Regions from separate parts of the Homo sapiens genome. Here region 1 is linked to region 2. A link is an interaction called in ENCODE POLR2A ChIA-PET data of the cell type or tissue named here. Cell type or tissue: A673. All regions are shown on one strand.

Region 1 (5,000 bases), 1.4 Mb before region 2:
ATACAGGTTTGTAGGTTCACTTCTCATTGCTGGCAGCTGTGTTCCCTTGGGCTAGGGTTGATTTCATGATTCTCTTTGTTGTTGAATATGAATGAGAGAGTCAGCCATGTGTTTAGTTTTTCCAGTATTTTCCCCCCATAATCTCTGGAGATGTTCCTCCTCTTAAATAAAGAAAAAGAAAGAAAAGGAAACACCCCACATTTCCCCTGCAAACCACAGAACAGTGAGATCCCACTAGCAGTGGGCTGATGATACACTGAGCATCAGCAAAGAATGAGGGTGATGGAGAGCGGAATCCAATTTGTAGCGTGTGATTCACTTTTCCTGTCTCTGACACAGCTGAGATCTTCCAGCTGGTGAGAAGCTGGACCTCTGTGGTTAAGGAATGGTTGTTCCCAAGACAGAAGCAGGTCCTTGAAGATTACTGTGCAGAATCAGTGATTCTTGTTGGGCCTGGGGGACTGGGGAAATCTAAGGGTGAGGCAGATGCAGACATTGCAGGCATGGCAGGAAATGCTGGGCTCCTCCAGCTGCCGGAAGTCAGCCTTGTGGGCCTCACTGTGCCCACATTGTTAGGGCCGAGGCTAGACCTTCTCTGTCCATTTAGGTGTGAAACCATTCCAGTGTAAAACTTGTCAGCGAAAGTTCTCCCGGTCCGACCACCTGAAGACCCACACCAGGACTCATACAGGTAAAACAAGTGCGTAAACTTTTCTTCACATTTATTTTTCATTATTTTTTTAAACTATTGTGGAATGAAATTGTGATGAGAGGGATTGGAAAAGACTAGTGTAAAAGTTCTAAGGTTTAGACTCAGTTGAGAGAAGGAATAGTGCGTGGCTATCTTTAAATAATAAATAATAACATTTTTTAAAGAAGGGGAGGGTGGAAATACAGAGAAGGAGAAAGATGGGAAAAGAATGGCTGGAGTGTGCAGAATGAAAATGAAGAGATAAGCCAGGTCCCTACTGTTTCCAGTTTGTTGCATCACACATTTTGTTACTCTCTTTGATACGATAATCAACTTTACAGAAAAGCAGCAGAAATTCTAGCAAGCCAAATATTTATTCTTCTGAGAGCACATGTTTAATGGCACTATTTTCAGAGAACTGAGTCCTTGCTCTGTTAAAAGTTAATGCACCAGGAGCGGTCTTGGTTTCTGCTGGACCAGTATCAGTGTGTGGATATTATTTCCTTCATACTAGTACAGAGAGGAGAATAGGGCATTCATTTACTGGCTGCTGAAGGTTTTTGCTTTCTGCAAGGCTGGTGTGATTCATAATAAAAATAGCACCACCTTTGTTGCATATTTTCTACCTTTGGAAAGAGCGTTAATATTTAGCTTATCTAAGTCTATCTTCACAACATGCTTGTAAGTAGAGTAAGGTAGGACCGGCTGTGGTGGCTCATGCCTGTAATCCCAGCTATTTGGGATGAGGTGGGTGGATCACTTGAGCCCAGGAGTTCAAGACTAGCCTGGGCAACATGGCAAAACCCTGTCTCTACAAAAAATACAAAAACTAGCTGGGCATGGTGGTGTGGACCTATAGTCCCAGCTATTTGGGGGAGGCTGAGGTAGGACGCTCACTAGACCTTGCTTGGGAGGCTGAGGCTGCAGTGAGCTGTGATCCCACCACTGTACTCCAACCCAAGCAACAGAGCAAGACCCTGTCTCAAAACAAAACAAAACAAAACAAACAAAAAAAAATGAGGTAGGCATGTTTTATTCCCATCTTACAGATGAGGAGACTGAGGCAATAATAATTCAATGGCTTATCTAAAGTCACAAAGCTAGTAAGGAGCAAATCCAGTTCTGTCTGCTTCCAGCCCACCTTGTCCCACTTGCTTCTTTATTGGAGAAGGGGCAGATATTTACTCTGCAGTCCAGGGAGCATGGAGAGTCAAGTAGAGAATCAAAGTCAGCAAAGCTGAACACCACTGAGAGACTGAGAGGAATGAAGATGACAAGAGACAGGGTTGGGATTAGTCCATTAGGAGCCAGCCCTTAACAGCACTGCTGGAGGTGGGGTTGGAGAGTGAGAGCCAGGCCAGGAAGAGCAGAGGAACAGCGAGTGAAGGAAAACATGACATCACAAACCCCTGAGCAGCCCCAGATTCTTCGCCCAAATTGGCTGCATTTAAAAACAGAGCCAAGGCACCTGTGGCCCATGGTTGGCAGGATGGGATCTTGCTTCCCTTCCTCAGGTGCCTTTGATGCTTCTTTAACTTAGTCCTGAGCTCATAATTCGGTGGCAAAGTGTTATAGTCCCTTTGACACGGCTGTCACACTCCCCAAGTAAGTGTGACATGACCTGTTTTGCCAGCAGACTGTTTAATACCACATTTGATTGGCCTCCAGTCTGACCCTGGGACACCAGCCCTCCTGGGACATTTCTCAGTGCTTGTCCAAACCAGTAGTTCTCAGAGAAGGCCAAGTGGGACCAGCAGTATCTGAGAAGATCCGTCAGGTGGCACAGGGTTTAGCTTCTGTGCATTCTTCCTTAAGATGGAGCTGCAGCTGCTTTTCCATCATGGCTAGGCCTGGGAGGTGTGATACAGGGAAGAGCACGGGCTCTGGAATTCGACAGACCTGGAGATTTGAGTTCTGCCTGGATCTGCCCTCAATAGATGTCCTACCTCATCTGTAGAGTGGGGATAATAACGCTTCCCCTACGGGCAGTTGTAAGGAGTACATGAGGTTGTGTGTGTGCGTGTGTGAAGCCCAGCACAAGGCTTGGCATATGTTAAGCATCAAATAAATGGTAGTTATTCTCCCTAATGAGAATGAGGCTTGGAAAGAATGTCTGAGGGCTCTTTGGGTGGAGAAGCCTCAATCTTTTGGCAAGCTTATTAAAAATCTAAGAACCACGCCCCAACTAGAATCTTCCATATAACAGGATTATGCTCTCAGTAACACTTTAAGAGAAAAAAAAAAACAACACATAACATGTAAACTGGTATCAGTGATTTATTTTAAAGTATCCAGCCCATCCAGGGTATCTACACAGATAGAAGTGTTAAAAGCTTCAGTCACAGCTGAGATCCCTGGACAGTGATCACTCAGTAATACCCAGGGTAGATGACCCAGAGGCTTCTGCAGCCCAGTTCATCTCAGTTCCCAACTTACTCAACAAGGGGGAGAAATTTACACAGTTCACAAAACATTCTATCAGCAGAGACTGAAACAAACGTTTTTCCCCTTAATTATGAATTGCTCAGACATTTCCCCCAACTTGACTCATTCTTTATCTCCCACTTTCCAAGTTTTCTGACCTAAGAATATAACTTTTTACAATATTTCGATCCTTAAAGCCCCAAGAGGTGCTGCTGTTTCAAGGCTGCCTGGGAAATGAGCTCAGTTGGTTAGCTCAGGGACAGAATGATGGGAAATTCAGAGTGGGTGCCTTGTGATGACTTCACTCGGGCCTTGATAGTTGAACTTGTGCCTGTCTCTTTGTTGCAAGTGTCTCTGACTGGCAATTGTGTCAACAGGTGAAAAGCCCTTCAGCTGTCGGTGGCCAAGTTGTCAGAAAAAGTTTGCCCGGTCAGATGAATTAGTCCGCCATCACAACATGCATCAGAGAAACATGACCAAACTCCAGCTGGCGCTTTGAGGGGTCTCCCTCGGGGACCGTTCAGTGTCCCAGGCAGCACAGTGTGTGAACTGCTTTCAAGTCTGACTCTCCACTCCTCCTCACTAAAAAGGAAACTTCAGTTGATCTTCTTCATCCAACTTCCAAGACAAGATACCGGTGCTTCTGGAAACTACCAGGTGTGCCTGGAAGAGTTGGTCTCTGCCCTGCCTACTTTTAGTTGACTCACAGGCCCTGGAGAAGCAGCTAACAATGTCTGGTTAGTTAAAAGCCCATTGCCATTTGGTGTGGATTTTCTACTGTAAGAAGAGCCATAGCTGATCATGTCCCCCTGACCCTTCCCTTCTTTTTTTATGCTCGTTTTCGCTGGGGATGGAATTATTGTACCATTTTCTATCATGGAATATTTATAGGCCAGGGCATGTGTATGTGTCTGCTAATGTAAACTTTGTCATGGTTTCCATTTACTAACAGCAACAGCAAGAAATAAATCAGAGAGCAAGGCATCGGGGGTGAATCTTGTCTAACATTCCCGAGGTCAGCCAGGCTGCTAACCTGGAAAGCAGGATGTAGTTCTGCCAGGCAACTTTTAAAGCTCATGCATTTCAAGCAGCTGAAGAAAAAATCAGAACTAACCAGTACCTCTGTATAGAAATCTAAAAGAATTTTACCATTCAGTTAATTCAATGTGAACACTGGCACACTGCTCTTAAGAAACTATGAAGATCTGAGATTTTTTTGTGTATGTTTTTGACTCTTTTGAGTGGTAATCATATGTGTCTTTATAGATGTACATACCTCCTTGCACAAATGGAGGGGAATTCATTTTCATCACTGGGAGTGTCCTTAGTGTATAAAAACCATGCTGGTATATGGCTTCAAGTTGTAAAAATGAAAGTGACTTTAAAAGAAAATAGGGGATGGTCCAGGATCTCCACTGATAAGACTGTTTTTAAGTAACTTAAGGACCTTTGGGTCTACAAGTATATGTGAAAAAAATGAGACTTACTGGGTGAGGAAATCCATTGTTTAAAGATGGTCGTGTGTGTGTGTGTGTGTGTGTGTGTGTGTGTGTTGTGTTGTGTTTTGTTTTTTAAGGGAGGGAATTTATTATTTACCGTTGCTTGAAATTACTGTGTAAATATATGTCTGATAATGATTTGCTCTTTGACAACTAAAATTAGGACTGTATAAGTACTAGATGCATCACTGGGTGTTGATCTTACAAGATATTGATGATAACACTTAAAATTGTAACCTGCATTTTTCACTTTGCTCTCAATTAAAGTCTATTCAAAAGGAAAGTGGCAAGATTCCATCAGCTGTATTGTGTTCAAATCTCAAGGCCACTGAGCCTCTTTTAAACAGGTAAGAGAAGACGCCACCGACATCGACGGCTACTAGTGA
Region 2 (5,000 bases):
TCATTAGTATTTTTCCCTACAATTTTTTTTTTTTACTGAGGCATATGTATGTATGTATCATAATTGTATAATACAATTATGTATCTGAGGCATGATTGTATTATATCAATCTGACGTGTTATTTGTTCATTTTGTTTCTCGATTATGCATATGGCTTCTTTCCATAGCAGTCTAACTTTTTAAAGGAAATTAAATCAGAAACATTAGGAAATACAATATTCCTACAAGACATGAGCTGGTGAATTAAAATTAAAATATACCATGTCACATAATATTAGTACTTAAAATGTTGATGGAAACTAATTGTTCACTTGTTATGACCTATATCCTTTTGATTTCTGAGTCATTAATCTGAAGCAATATTTCTTGGGAGTTCATTTAGATCCTGAGATCTTGATCTATATGAACTTTGTGGGCCTCTCATTTATTTGATGGACATATAAAATGCAGGTGATGAACTCAGCAAGCCAAATTTCATAGGGATTTGGCCCCACTTATCAGCCTCCAAGCACAAAGGAGGTTGACTAAGGGAAGTCTATTTCTTTATTGTATTATTCTCCACAGAACTGAGTTTATATGCAGAGGTATCATTGTGTCACTTGATTTAACTAAATATATACCACTTAGAAAAATATTATTTACAGAATATCAAACATATTAAAATGTCTCGGTACATTTGTAGCATAAGATCACATAATTTAATTTGTCCATAATGACTTAAAAGAAAAATATAATGGCTGTTTTAGAGTTACAGGCTCTACACTACAAATGTCATTGTCTCTCTAGATTGTTTGTTATTCCAGCATAGATTGAGGTTCAATGCTTATTTGAGAGAAAATTTCTTTTTCATTTCATAAGAACCTAATAATGTGATGATTAAATTATTTTCACAATATTGCTGGCTTTCTTTATAGTAATAAAATATGATATATAGATTTAACTATGATTCCAGAAATAGTATTATTGTATAAGACATAGAGATTTGTCTTATACAATAAGTGTGTACATTTTTACCACTTTTCCACAATAAGTAGTAAAAATAACATCTGTAGGACACATTTTCAGTATTTTGCTTTTCAAATTCTTGTAAGATAAACATTATAAAAGCTTTAAAAATTGAAGTTATTACAATAAATCTCTCCAAAAAAGTATAATAATATCTAAAATTAGACTGTGTTAATTCTTAGTAAGTTACATACATAGCTCTTTGATCTCAGATATTTTAACATTACCAGGTTAGGGGATTTTTTTTCGGAAAAGCACAATGATATGGATTTGAGAAGTCAGTAATGAAAACAAAGTTTTACATATTTATCATTTTGAAAGAAAATATTAATTTCTAGCATTTGCCAATTCTTCTGAGTTTCAAAAATGACAACCTGTTAGTTCCTACCATTCTACTACACTTCTTTTAAGCCTTTCATGTAATCCTTACATGTTCGTGATTCAAAATTCTTTAATGAAGAACTATCCACATGTCTCCAATATTTGTAAGACTGCCTAAATGATAAATGAATCTGAAAATAATTCATCAGAAATTACAATTTGTAATCCTAACACTTTTTTATAAGGTACATAACCTTCACTCATACTCCGAGGTCAATATGTATTATAATTTTGTTTTCCTTAAGCTTATAAGAACTCAGATAAAAATAACTGGGTATAAGTGTGGTTTCCTCTGTTTCCTAGTCTCAGAGGGGGGAATTTCTAGATTAGTGGTTTTTTTTTTTCTTGCCCTGGGAAATATACAATTCTCTATGTTATGGCCATTAATGTTCAGTAATAAGTTAGTCCTCAAATACCAATAAGATGATGTGAGCTTGATGGAAGTTAAATGTCTCTAAATCCTATGAATTGATCTGCAGGAGCTGTTTTCCACATGAGTGGTGGCTTCACCCAGGCAGACATCCGCAAAGCCGTGGAGGTCAGGGTGATGGAGGAGGAGTGGGCTTGGCGGCACATATGCACTCTATTCCTGACAGTGTCTTGCTTCGGCAAAGGGAAGTGAAGCGCGTGTACCATGCTCAGTGGCATTTCCAAATGCAACTCAGCTGGGGGCCCAGGCTTATTGCATCAATGGCACATACCAGGCAAAAAAGGAAATACATAATTTTGTCAAAGTAGTAGATCACAATCTACCAATCCTTCCCTCCCCCTTCAAAATCATCACCCCCACACGCTAATAGCTCTAATAGACACAGACTTTATGCATATTTCAGTCACAGCAGTATTTCTAATGCATATGTGAAAGGGCCCTTAATTTATGTCTACCAACTGTGTGGTGCCCTTCTTTTGGGTAATGTCATCATCCTAATGGTGTTTCTATTATACTCAAAGGTAGTAAATGAGGCTTATTGCAAGAAGGTAATTGATTTTCACTGAGTGAAAATGTAAATAGCCATAAGAAATCCTATGAAAGATAAGCAGTTCAAAATTGCCAGGAAAAAAAAATGATTTGTATACATGACTTATTGGTCCAAGTATATGAAATCTTTTTTTTTTCAAGTCGATACCCACAATAACTATATTTCACATCATTTTATTTCAAATTGAAGTAAAAATTGAAGAATTTTGATGATCTTACAAATTTTACCAGTTTAACTGTGTATATTATGAAAATTATCATCTTACATGGAGGGGGGCTTCCTTTTGTCAGTGTGTCTCTGTAATGGATACCATGGAAATAAAATTCCTATTATGGATATGTAAAGATAAATAACTCTTCTTTGGCCTTTCTATAGTAAGAAAAGTAAATATCTGTATCAATAATGTATTCTTTTAAAATATATAAGACAAAACCTCATTGAAAGTTAACACGAATGTCAGCCTCATATTCGAGAAAAAAGCAAAGCTCAAAATGCATTTTATTGTTATAAAGAAGTATCAGGTAGAATCATGTGGCTTAGAGACTTGATTTGATGTGAATACAGAACAGTATTTTCTCATCAATTACATATCATTCTAAAATTTATAGTAGTGAGAGAAGAACCAAAACAACATAGAATATCTGAAACAAAATATTTGTTTGCTAAAATAATGTCAATTTAAAAAATATATATTAAAGAGCTTATAAAACTATATTTGTCCCCTCCACAAATGAAATATCATAGGCATCTGCACACTGATATCATAGCAAATATTACTTACATCACCATTGTTTTCTCAGTCTAAAAGATACCTTTCTTTAAAGAGCCACTTAACAGAAACAGAACATTTTAAGCAGAAAAGTCTTCTTTTTCTTCTTGAATTTTGTGTAATGGCAATTAAAAAATAGATTGTATTTTTTTTCCACTCCTGGTACCCCGTTTTGCTTATGATTGATAAGGAGCTTTTATTTCAGGAATTATAAAATATGTAGTGAGAATGTTTTTGATTTCTTGCCTTAGAAGTTCACTTGTTTTGAAAAGAAGGTTATCATTTGTGTTGATCTTTGGGTTGGCAGACGGAGAGATTTGATAAATTTTATTCCTGCAGGAGAGTAGGAAATGGAACAGGAAAAGAATCCAAATTTCCTCTCACTGATCGAAGTTTAGAGGTAGCAGTTCTTTTCTTTCATGTTCAACATTGTCATCGTAAAATCTTAGCATCTGTTTTACTCTTCATAACATACTTTTTGGCTGGAGGCAGGTCATACTTAGCTTAATTCAAACAGGGAGTAAACTGAAAGCGTGTTGACTTACTGCACAGTGCTATGAACAAAATATACTCTTTAATGTTAATTAATCTCCAACTAAACCCTTTAGTTTGCCACAGTTTTAGATTTAAATAGACAAAACTCCCTGGTGATACAGAGCTATCATTAATCACACACAGAATGATGTACAAAAATTCCTCTTAGTAGAAAGCCCATGTTCAAAATAAGAAATTCAACTTTATGGGGAAAACACAATCTTGTATGTTTATTTCATTAGGAAAAAAACATCAAATAGGTTTATCACAGTGTGACTTTGCAGTTTCCACATTTCAAATTTGCTAGTCTATTTGAAAACCCAGGTCTTTGTTATGTTTTCTCTGAGTTTTTACTACCTCAGATTTATCATGCTGTGAGTAAATAATGAAAACAGGAATGGTTTAAAGGCTACTAAATAATTACTATATTCAAATGTGAAATTGCAGTAAAAAAGATGGACAGGGCATCAGTAACTCTAGTTAGCGTATTTGATAGGGAGTGCATAGTGAGAAGAACTGTAAATGATACTGACAAATATGACTCTGAACATTTCGAGAAGACATTTGTTCTATTACTGATAATCTTAAAACCTTTTAGACAAAGGTAAAATTGGACCACTAAAAAAAGTATTTGGATAATATACAAGAGGGTCTGTATTATTCAAAAACAATCTCATGGTTTTATGCATTTGTATTAAGAATGTTTATTTTGGTTTTATTTTGAGATGCTTTTAGGAATTAAAAGTTATTTTAACAACTTTATCTGTGTTAGAAAAAATAGCTTTATTATATGTTATTTATAGCATCTGAAATCAGATAATATTTTGTTTTACAGACTATATATCATTGCATTATTGTTTTTTTATACTAATTATGTGCTTTAGATTATACAGAAGGGCATATCTATGAGATATGCCTTTCTAAATCTTGAGTGTAATAATAGGTACAATTTTCTTTAAGACTGAGGTGAGAATATCGTTGCAATATGTAACTGTGGTTTAGTCACAGATCCTGAAAACTTTAATTCAGGTGCATTGTGGGCACATAAAATTTGAGTTCAAATGCTTTTAAGAAGTCATGCCATTTTGTCATTTGACACTAATTTTCAACCCAGCATGCTTTAGCAATGACTGAAATTAGTTCCAAGTGAATTACAGCTAAGCTATTTTCTACCATCTACAAGAAGTTTTTTATGCCAACTGAGTCAAAAGAGGTTTTTGAAATTGTTTTTACCATGTATTATGGTATGGATATCATCAGTGTAGATAATCAAATATCCTGATTGTACACACGATTAAGATGTCACTAAGTTGCTTTTTTGGCTAATATTA

Evidence for each region. ChIA-PET counts read pairs that join two places held together with the same protein. Peaks named below come from ENCODE experiments on the same cell type or tissue, not always from the same donor. Only the 100,000 strongest peaks of a DNase experiment are listed, where the experiment ranks them.
Region 1: POLR2A ChIA-PET joins it to region 2 with 6 read pairs; 1 of 35 experiments calls an interaction of 5 or more read pairs at or near these places.

What each region holds. Positions count from the first base shown.
Region 1 is chr11:32,387,672-32,392,671 of GRCh38, reverse strand. WT1 (WT1 transcription factor) reads left to right here. Exons shown (of 10, transcript NM_024426.6): 8 at 1-6; 9 at 608-700; 10 at 3,493-4,897. The coding sequence ends at 3,614. Among named protein-coding and RNA genes, the nearest start is that of WT1-AS, 45 kb to the left of the region's middle. In A673, no CTCF peak of the experiment used is centred here; DNase peaks (open chromatin) are centred at 301, 1,006 and 2,832; H3K4me3 peaks cover 243 bases; H3K27ac peaks cover 4,680 bases.
Region 2 is chr11:31,027,591-31,032,590 of GRCh38, reverse strand. All of the region lies in intron 20 of DCDC1 (doublecortin domain containing 1), which reads left to right. Among named protein-coding and RNA genes, the nearest start is that of LINC02859, 300 kb to the right of the region's middle. In A673, no CTCF peak of the experiment used is centred here; a DNase peak (open chromatin) is centred at 2,120; H3K27me3 peaks cover 529 bases.